2 separate regions of the Homo sapiens genome follow, and region 1 is linked to region 2. Evidence: chromatin loops called from intact Hi-C (ENCODE). Cell type or tissue: ascending aorta. All regions are shown on one strand. Links, peaks and the distances in the headings refer to the core of each region. The heading gives the core; the rest is flanking DNA.

Region 1 (5,384 bases), core at 271-5,270, 530 kb before region 2:
TTATTTCTTATTTAGACCTATAAGAATGTCTAAAACAAGAAAAAGTGACAACACAAAATATTGACAGAGAAAATGGATCACTCATATGTTGCTGTTGGGACTTACAAAATGTTACACCCGTTCTGGTAAGGAGTGTAGCAGTTTCCTACAGAAATAGCTGTAACAGACTTTGTTCCCATAGTTCACCAAGCAATTCCAGAATTGCAATGCATGTTCTTCAAAATAGTGATCCTCTTTAACAAATGACTTCTGTCTTCCCAGTTGTATTTTTCATCTGCACATTTCTTGTTGGTGAACTGAATTTATTCCTGTTGTTTGTCACGTAATACCTAGAAAGGTGATTTAAATACTACTCTGGCTCTAGAGGGGAAGAAAATAGCTTACCAGCTACATTTGATAGGATGTCATGGAAGTCAACAAATATAGGAACTTCCTGTGTTATTATGTTACATATGATCTTTCCCTCCCATCTGCTGCTCAAAATTTGCTATTCAATCACTTAATGTATATTCCTGCATTAGATAAGAATACAGATTTTATGGCATAAATCAGAGCAGTGGGAACTGTTGATAGATCATCAGAAGCTATTTTTCATGTGACTATGAACAAAGAATTCTTCCCAGATAACCATGGATCTTTGGCTAAAAAGCTCCCACATAATTTTGGATTGTTTACTTTTTCTTCTTTTCTGTTTTGTTTCATTAGTTGTATAAAGAACATTGCCATCAACAACCAGGAGAAAACAACACAGAAACATAGAAAATTTCACAACTGACAAAGCTTTTCTACCTTCATTATCCATTTCAATCGTATGCCAACCATGTTAGATATCATCGTTCTCTCTTTATAGATGTAAAAGAGGTGAGCCTTGGAGATATTGTGGCATATATGAAAATATTTCAATTGTGATAGTAAGAGGCAGTTTTTTAGAGCCATATTCAAATGTGAACATTTTTTTCCACATCCCATATAACAACTGTTTTCCTAAAAAGCACTTGGCCAAACAACATAATAAAAAGAATTGCTTAGGCCAGGCACGGTGGCTCACACCTGTAATCCCAGTACTTTGGGAGGCCGAGGCAAGTGGATCACGAGTTCAGGAGTTCAAGACCAGCCTGGCCAAGGTGATGAAACCCAGTCTCTATTAAAAATACAAAAATTAGCCAGGCATGGTGGTGGGTGCCTGGAATCCCAGCTATTCGGAAGGCTGAAGCAGAGAATTGCTTGAACCTGGGAGGCAGAAGTTGCAGTGAGCCAAGATCACGCCACTGCACTCCAGCCTGGACGACAGAGCAAGACTTCCTCTCAAAAGAAAAAAAGAATTGGTTAAGCAACATAGTAACTTTATTTATTCCATGGTTGAGTACTCAGATTTTGTACGTATACATGTTGCAACGAAAAATATAATTAAACATTATTTTCAAAACAGTTGAATAGAGTGATCAGCACAGGTTCCTGAAAAAAGACTTGACTCGTCTTTTCTATGAGAGTGTGTGCATGTTTCTTGTTCAGATGAGACCCTAGAAGTACTATTTATAGACTGTAAGATTGAAAAACTCTACATTTTGAACATTTCTTAATAACTAATTCCACAAGTCTATTTATGAATCAGAATTTCCTCCTATTTCTCCCTTTTCCAGCGTGAGCTCTAAATTCAAGAAATAGTGAGCTGGAAGAAGGCTTAGGAAGGGAAATAATTCTAAATGATTAAGTAAACAAAATAATTTGATCAGTATAACTCTAGTCTCCTGACAGCAAATAAAACAGAGAATTAACAATTAACAGGAACATATGATGACTTCATTCATTATCAGTAATAATGCTATCTGGACTTCATGAGGGGCTGGACTTGGATGTTTATACTTACTTTGGAATTTTATCTCATAAATTTTCTCAACTCTGGAGAATTTATTTAACTCTTGCTGTACTATACCAAGGATTAACCACTGTATACAGTAGAGAAAATACAGATATCCTGAAACAGAGAAGATTCTAGAGTTTACATGGAAGCAGGAAAGAAATGACAATTATGGAAAATTTATCCCACGGTGATGGACAAGGGCTCATACAACAAACATGTTTTCTGTCTATGTCTCCAGTTCTCACCTACAATCTAAACTTGTGTGTGTGTGCAGAATGCTTAGAGAATTAATCTAGTTTTTGAAGATTCTGATCCAACAGACTATATGCAAAACATGGTGATTTTAACATGTAGTTTACTTATTATTTCTGAAATGCAGCACATATTTTTGCCTAAGTTTTTCTTTTTCCTTATTGTCAATGATGAAGAAATATCCATGATATAAGACTCAGGATTGGAGACTTTGTCTCTCACCACTGAGATCAGTGAACGTGGCAAGAGTCAATCATTCCATCTCTATTATAAAACCCCAAATATAAGATTTTATTCTTCATACAATCTGGTGCTAATAATAACAGTAACAAAAATCATGAATATTCTTTCATGTTTATAAGAAGATCCCTCCATTTTCTGCTACTTCCTGCTTCTTCATTTATATGCCAGCAACACAGAGTTACCCATATTTCTCTGAATACCTCTCATGCTTACAATTGATTTCTTAATTTTGCTGTCTGAATATCCTTCCTCTGCTTGTTTGCCTTGCTACTTTCCTCTCATCTTTCAAGATTCAGCTCCAGGTTGACCACATCTAGAAAGTCTTCCCACCGAGGCTCCTCAGATACTGTTTTTATCCCCTCTCTTCATCTCTTTTTCATCCTTCATTGTAATGGCCATTTGTTTTTCTGTCTCCCTATTAGACTGCCAGCTCCCTGGGTAAGGAATTCAGATCTCAGCATAGCTCTATCCTGGTGCTTTATAGTATCTGGCACAATGTATGTCTACAAAACATTTTTTATAAATTAATGTATGGCTAATATTTTATTTTAAAAGGTAGAGCTTATAAAGTAGGAGCATGATATTTTATCAATCTTTCAGGACAATCTTTAGAAGTGGAAAGAGTAGCAAAAAAATACTCCAAGATGAACGTCTCAGACTAGTTTGTGTTGGAACCTGGACTTGAAACAAATTCTATGCTGAAACAAACAACAGCAACCAATAAGCTTTCTTTAGTACCACTGAATATATAGGGAATGTGGACATGAAATTAAAATATACTATTTTATTTATTCCTCATGACAGCCCTACAGAGGGCAGCATAGATAACATTATCCCTATTTTCCAAGTGAGGATACTGAAGTTTGGAGAGTTTATGTGACTTTCCCGAAGTGGCAGGCACAATAAACAGAGAGGCTAAGAGTCAAGCCCTGTTCGAATTCACTCCAAATCTGTGCTGTGAAGGGCAAGACCGTAAAACTTCTCAAACCGTATTCTTCTCGGTGTGGGTAGGATTACTTTTCCAAAATATTATTACATTCATTGTTTCTATTGTTCAAACTCTGCAAATACACATTTGGTAACATAGCAGTGCACATTCAAAGAGATGGTATCAATGTGTTATCTTCCATTGACAAGAATCCAGGCCTCCAGCAAGAGGGAAAAAGGAGATCCTGGTTATGTGAATTGCCAGCTACAGCCCTTGCCTCAGAGTTAGGTTCTAGCAAGTCTACACCTCTGCCGCCAGACATATACCATGAATATAATATTTACTTTAACTTTTTGGGGTGTTATATTTTCTAAACTCAATTTGACATTTAATTATATTCAGATATTTAAAGAAACAATTTTATTCTGAGTTTATCAAAAACAAACTCTCAGATCCAGAATTAATTTGGGGAGTTTTCACTCTGGAGAGAAGCTGTTGTTACATTTGAATCCTCTACACTTTCTCCTTCTTCTCCTACCACACATCAAATGTGTATTTTCTTCAGAAGTCATCAGCTTCATTAAACATAATGTAATTTGGCTGTTTGAAATTCACAATGTATTAAAAAGTCAAGAGCAAAACCTTTGAGAAATAATTTAATGCTGAAAATTATCTTTTTCTCTTTTTCCTTCAATTCATACAAACATTAAAGGTTTGTTACAGGTAATTTGGAGACATCATAGTGAATGTGATTTCATTTATTGAAATAATGTTGTCTTCCAACACACAGAATGGGAAAAAATATTTGCCAACTATCCATCTGACAAACGCTTAATAAGCAGAAAATATAAGGAACTCAACTCAATAGGAAAAAATCTAATAATCTGATTAAAAATGGGCAAAAGGTCTAAGAAAGACATACCAATGGCAGAGAAATGCAAATTAAAACTACAATGAGATATCATCTCACCCCAGTTAAAATGGCTTTTATTGAAAGGGCAAACAATAAAAAATGCTGATAAGGATGTGGAGAAAAGGGAACGCTTGTACATTGCTAGTGGGAATGTAAATTAGCACAGCTACTATGGAAAACAGTATGGAAGTTTCTCATAAAACTAAAAATAGAACTATCATATGATCCAGCAATCCCACTGCTAGGTATATACCCAAAAGAAAGGAAATCAGCATATCAAATGTAGATCTGTACTACCATGTTTAGTGCAGCACTATTCACAATAGCCATGATTTGGAAGCAACAGAAGTGTTCATCGGCAAACTAATGGATAAAGAAAATGCGGTACACAATGAAGTATAATACCATTCAGCCACAAAAAGAATGAGATCCTGTCATTTGAAACATTATGGATGGAACTGGAGGATATTATGTGAAGTGAAATAGGCCAGGCATAGAAAAACAAACTTCACGTTTTCACCCATTTGTGAGAGCAAAAAAATTAAACAATCGAACTCATGGAGATAGGGAATAGAATGATGGTTATCAGGGGCTGGGAAGGGTAGTGGGGCAAAGGGGTGGAGTCAGGATTATGAATAGGTACAAAAATATAGCTAGAATGAATAAAATCTCCTATTTGCTATCACAACAACAGGGTGACTACAGTCAACGGGGTTAAAGACCAGCCTGGCCAACATGGTGAAACCCCATCTCTACTAAAATACAAAACTTAGCCGGGCATGATTGCAGGTGCCTGTAATCCCAGATACTCCGGAGGCTGAGGTGGGAGAATTGCTTGAGCCTTGAGCAATTGCCTCTGCCTTGAGGCAGAGGTTGCAGTGAACCCAGATTGCACCACTGCACTCCAGCTTGGGCAACAGAGTGAGACTCCGTCCCCCCACAAAAAAAAAAAAAAAAATTGTTAAAAAATGAAAGAATAAGAATGTTTGTAACACAAAGGAAGGATAAATGCTTGAGGTGATACCCCCCATTTAACCTGATGTGATTATTATGCATTATAAGACTATCAAAATATCACATGTACCCCATAAATATATGTACCTACTAGGTACTCATAAAAATTAAATATTAAAAAAGATAATAAAAGACTAATAAAAAATGTTGTCTCTAATGACTATAAAATGTAT
Region 2 (5,384 bases), core at 235-5,234:
AAAAGCCTTATATCCAAGCTCTGAAATTATTTCTTTTGCTTGGTCTAGTCTCTTGGTAAAACTTTTCACTGCATTTTGTAACTCCCTAAATGAGTCTTTCATTTCCAGAAGTTCTGTGTTTTGTTTTGTTTTGATTTTTTGATTTTTTAAAATCTATCTCCTTGGAAAATTTTCATTCATATCTTGAGTTGTTTTCTTGATTTCTTTATGTTGGTTTTGACTTCCTCTTGGATCTCATTCAGAAACTTTATGATCAATATTTTGAATTCTTTATCTGGTATTTCCAAGATTTCATTTTGGTTTAGATTTATTGCTAAAGAGTTAATGTGATCTTTTGAGGGCATTGCAAAACTCTGCTTTTCATATTGCCAGAATTATTTTTCTGCTTCCTTCTCATCTGGATAGAATTGTTTCTTCTTATTATTTTTGAATTGAGTTTTGACTGAACTGGGTTTTTTTTTTCTCCTTGAGGATGTAACTATAATGTGTATAGTTTATGATTCCCTAGCTTTGGGTCTGGGTAATTTCAGTTGCAAAGACTCTGTGTAAGTTCCTTGGTTATACAGAATTTTGTCTGATGGCTTTCTTAGGTCGTGCTTTTAGTAGCAATGTAGCGGGTGTGTGAATAGGGCCACTGTCTCCTGTGGTGCTGGAATGGCAGAGGTCTCCTGAAGCTTATTTTATTCCTCTTGATGTGTACTTTTTTCCCCAGTATTTTTTCAGTGGGTTGAACAATTTAGTCTTCAGTTTAATTAGAGGTGTTCATGGGTAAGAATTGGCTGTGGCTAAGGTAGGTGGGTATATGCAATACCACAATGGTGAGCACACATCCCAGCCCTGATGGATGTAGCCTAGGGAGTTCCCATGAAATGCACTGAGGTCTTCATAGGTGAAAGGAAGGGTGCTACCTCAGCTCTACTACAAGCCTGGCAAAAAACAACCCAACTCCCTATCATCCTCCTGTCCCAGTGTTCTGGATATTCAGATTAGACAAGCATCTTTCCATCTTCAGGAATGCTGACATTTTGTGTAGAGAGGGAGCAGGGCTCTACTCCTCTTGCAAGCCTGACCCCAGAGGACACACATCCTGTGGGGACACAGTCACCCCAAAATGCTCTATAAAGACCATCTACAGATGCACCCAAGCCAAGCTCCTACAGGAGACATCCTGGCTGTGTCTGCAGCAGTGGGTGAGGGGGAGAAGTCCCCTCTACGTCACTTCATGAGTACTGGGGCTGCTCGACCGCTGGGGAAGAATTGTAGTCTTCCCACTCAGCTGAGCACTGTGCCCATCCCTCTGCTGAAAGAGTTGCAGCTGCTCCTAGCCCACAAGCAGCAAGTTCACGGACACAGAAAAGCCTGCACTCTGTTTCTTTTGTCCCACAGAGTGCTCCCTTGGTATGATGCACTCCCCCTTTCCCTAGGTATGACAATCCCTGGGGAACAGACCACCGTGAATCCTGCTGTTCCTCTGGGTCTAGCCACCATGTGGGGTTGCCACAATCCAGGTTGGTACTGAGGCATGTCTACAAGGGATCCTGTGATGTGAAGACACAAGGGTTGGAAGTCCCTGAGCAGAACAAAGTCTCGCAATGGGTGCACACTCAGTATGGCACCTGCTACTACAGGTTGGGACCGGGGGAACAGGAAGGGACCCTGTTCGAGATGGTAGCCCAATATAATGCCCTCGAGAAGTCCCCAGATCGCAGCCCGCTCCAGTACTTGGGCTCATGGTGGCAAAAAAGCTCTCCTTGAGTTTGGATACCAGCAGTCTGCTGCAAGGGCTAGAGATGCCAAGAGCATTCCCACCTACCCTTTCCACAGAATACTAAGTCTCTCTTGATTTGATCTCTGCAAGCTTCTTGATTCCTTAATTTTTGTGTATGCTGTAGATTCTTCCAATGAACTTTCCAATGGGCTCCAACAATCTCCCCTTAACATTCCATTTAGGCTATGGTTATTCACATTCACCTGTAATTCGTTTTTTTTGTTGTTGTTGTTCTGAAGGGAATTGTTCACCCATGTCTCTAGTCAGCCATCTAGAAAAGCCCTCTGATCCCTCAGGCCATGGACTGGTCTACAGGACTTGCAGTAGCTTGGGCTTTGCTCTTAGCTCCAGAGACAAGTGATATGGGTGGAGCTGGACCAGGCTGACCTGTCCTCTCCGGTCTCCCAGTGGCAGGTGCGAGCACCAGCTCTGATGGGGGTGGCAGGGGAGTGGTGTGGGCTCTGTAGGTCTGTCTTGGTCTGTTCAGGATTTCTAAATAAGGCTGTTTGGTGTGGTTTGGTGGCTTTCTCACTTGCCAGCTGTAGCATCAATGTACTGGGCATGTGAGCGGGCTCAAGTCCTCCTGGGTAGCTGGGGTGGTGTGGACAATGGTGTTAGCTGAGGTCAAAGAAGAGTTTTCTCCTTCACAAGCACTGTGTTACTGTGTCAGAAGATGTTGTAATGGGCTGTGCTGGGTGAAGTCGGGCCAGGAGGTAGCGCTTGTAGGAGAGAACCAGCTGCTGGGGTGGCCATGGGATGCTTGGCCTGTGTTATTCAGGGGAAGCACTCAGATGTTGCTGGTGATGGGCAGGGCCGTGGAACTCCTAAAAGGCCCTGTCTGTGTTCTGCTGCCAAGGTGGGTGGAGGGGAAAAGCTGGGTGGGGGCTGGGTCAGGCAGTCCCGTGCTTTGGCTCCCTAGGTGTGAGTGCAAGCAGGAGCCCTGATGGGAGTCAGTGGGAAATTCCCTGGCCACTGGGGTAATGTTTCAGAGAGGAATGGAACCACTTTCGCTGCATAAAAGAGTCCACGCTGGGAGCCGGGCAGCAGGTGGCAATGAGACCCACCCAGCTCCCATGCCTTTGACAAGGCAGATCTCACACCCACAGACTTCTGCTGGCAGAAAGCTGCAAGGGCCGGCTGGGTCCCACAGTGCAAGACTGCCACACACTGCAAGACTTCCCCCGCAAGACAGAAACCGCAGCTCTTAGGCCACACCCCTTCTAGTTTGGCCCACGAAGCAGGGGCACCTGGCTCCTGTGTCCATGCCAGAAGCATGCTTTATGCTTAAGATTAGGTTGCAAATCTCGCTTGGGAGCTTCTTTCAGCCTGTGGCCATCTCCTGAGTTAGCTAGCAGATTTTCACGTGGGCGTCTGTGAGTTGGATTAGGAGTGTCTTCCTTCTGCCCCTCCTGGCGCCTGGGCGGGCATGCAAAGCACTTCTCCATGCTGCTCCTTCTCCCCACTGCTCCCCAAATCAGCTCTAGCACCCGGTAGGGTTAAGGAGCTCCCCCATGGCCTGGATTAAGCGGCTCCCCAGTGGGAATGTGTATGAAGGAGACAGTCTCTCCCCTTTCACGCTCCAAAGACTGAAGTTTTCTGCCTGACTCACAGTGCAGCCTGCTGCCTACTGCTCCTTTCACAGTATCCAAAGTTTCTTTCACTTTTTCTCTTGAGTTCCTCTGTTCCTTCTTAGATAAAAGTGCACAGCGTGAATCTCTACATACTATTTTGCTCTTTTCAAAAGGGTGACGCACACTAACAAAGCCTCTAATCTGCCATCTTCAAAAAAAAAACTTCATAATCTTAATAAGAATCCCAATAAATTGAGTAGTAATTGAGAAATTGAGAGAAACTGCTGAGGCTGTCTGAATTAATGAGGTATTTGGCATTGTCACTTTAGTCCAGTATTTCTCAACCCTGGCCAGTGATGAACTGATTAGGTATTAACAACTGCCTGGGTGTGGAGGGGACACTGATTCATAGCATTTGGTAAGTTTTGTGGTATAAATGTTCTCACCATGAACAATTTCAAGCTACCAACAGTTTAACAGCCAGTTCACAAAATTCCTTAAAATTTAACAGTCTTCTAGGCTATAATGTGGGGCACTGAAAATTATCTATACTTGAGCACCGTTATTCAGTTTTGGATACTCTGATTTAATTGATTTGGGAAAGGGCACAGTCCTTCCTTCTTCTATTCTTCTCTCCTTCCTTCCTTCATTCTTTCCCTCCTTTCATAATTTCCTAATTTAGATGTGCTCCCAGGATTGAGAATGAGTGATGTAGAGCAGTGAGCTTCCTAAACTTTACTATGCACCAGAATCACCGAAAGGCTTGCAAAACACAAATGGCTGGGCTCCACCTCCCAGACTTTCTGATTCAGTAGTAGTTCTGGCCTGGAGTCTGTAATTTGCGTTTCTAACAAGTTCTCAGGTGATGCTGATGTTGTTGGGTCAGGTATCATACTTTGAGTCTCTGGGGCTCATACTCTGGTTGCCATTCATTGTGGTTTTAAATATGGATTTCTTTCAGAGTGGGCAGTCACCTTTTGGATAATGGTTTTTGTATTGTTTTTTACATTGGTTGTGGGTGAGAATCTCCACCCACAAAGTGTGTTACTGCTACAAGTTGTACTACTTAGATCTCCCCGCATACTTTAAAAAGTTTACATGAGCCCCTAGGGGGACTAAGGAAAAGAGCAGAATGGGACCAGAGCAGTCTATCCCATGTCTGCCTGGAACAAAAGAGGCCAACGATTCTTCTTCCTAAGTAGAATGGGCTCTCCACATTGCTTTAAATGGGAAATGGGCAATGGCATTTCAGGTTTCTTTCACCACAGGATCCTATTTTTCTTACTAATATGGTATGCCTTCTGTTGGTACCTATGACTCTTAATTAATTTTTGGTCCTGTTGAGATTTCTGGTCAAGAGAAATTCCATCCCCCCAACCTCCTCCTTGAGCTGTTTTTCCTATCCTAGCCTCTCAGGCACAGATCTAGCCATTTCCCCTGACTTTTAGACTGTTATGCAAGGCGACTACATTTAGAGCTGGTCACTCTGCATTTTGTACACATTGAATTAAAGATATAGCATAATACATTCTGGGCATGCACACCTGCACTCTCTAGGCTTTACTAGTTGCATGTTTGCTCCTTACATCATAGTTTTAGGTTTATCAAGCAATTGGCTTCCTCTCTTTGTGCCCCCAGGACAGCTGAGATTAGCAGGGGCCAGTGCTTCTCCACAGAATTTGAAGGAACTAGAGGTATTTTTTTTCTTAAGATTGCAGTGATGTTGAGGCAACCATTTTCTTTGCAAAGAAAACACCTTGAAGTGTTCTAAAAAATAATAATAATAAATAACTTTTATTTACTATTTTCTTAATAGATGAGAATAACTCAAAGTCACTAGCACTTGTGAAATGAACTTAACAAAAGCCACTATGATTGAGACCATCCTGGCTTACACGGTGAAACCTCGTCTCTACTAAAAATACAAAAAAATTAGCCGGATGTGGTGGTGGGCACCTGTATTCCCAGCTACTAGGGAGGTTGAGGCAGGAGGTGAACCCCAGAGGCGGAGCTTGCAGTGAGCCGAGATTGTGCCACTGCATTCA

What was found. Peaks named below come from ENCODE experiments on the same cell type or tissue, not always from the same donor. Only the 100,000 strongest peaks of a DNase experiment are listed, where the experiment ranks them.
Region 1: a loop joins it to region 2, with 5 times the contacts of the local background. A loop is called at or near these places in 2 of 110 quality-filtered maps.

The regions. Positions count from the first base shown.
Region 1 is chr13:92,713,758-92,719,141 of GRCh38, forward strand. All of the region lies in intron 7 of GPC5 (glypican 5), which reads left to right. All of the region lies in intron 1 of GPC5-AS1 (GPC5 antisense RNA 1), which reads right to left. Among named protein-coding and RNA genes, the nearest start is that of GPC5-AS1, 5.2 kb to the right of the region's middle. In ascending aorta, for the core only: a CTCF peak has its summit at 3,165 (motif pointing right); no DNase peak of the experiment used is centred there.
Region 2 is chr13:93,241,378-93,246,761 of GRCh38, forward strand. All of the region lies in intron 1 of GPC6 (glypican 6), which reads left to right. Among named protein-coding and RNA genes, the nearest start is that of GPC6, 17 kb to the left of the region's middle. RefSeq lists an enhancer at 2,062-2,874. In ascending aorta, for the core only: no CTCF peak of the experiment used is centred there; DNase peaks (open chromatin) are centred at 2,754, 2,955 and 3,664; H3K4me3 peaks cover 1,059 bases.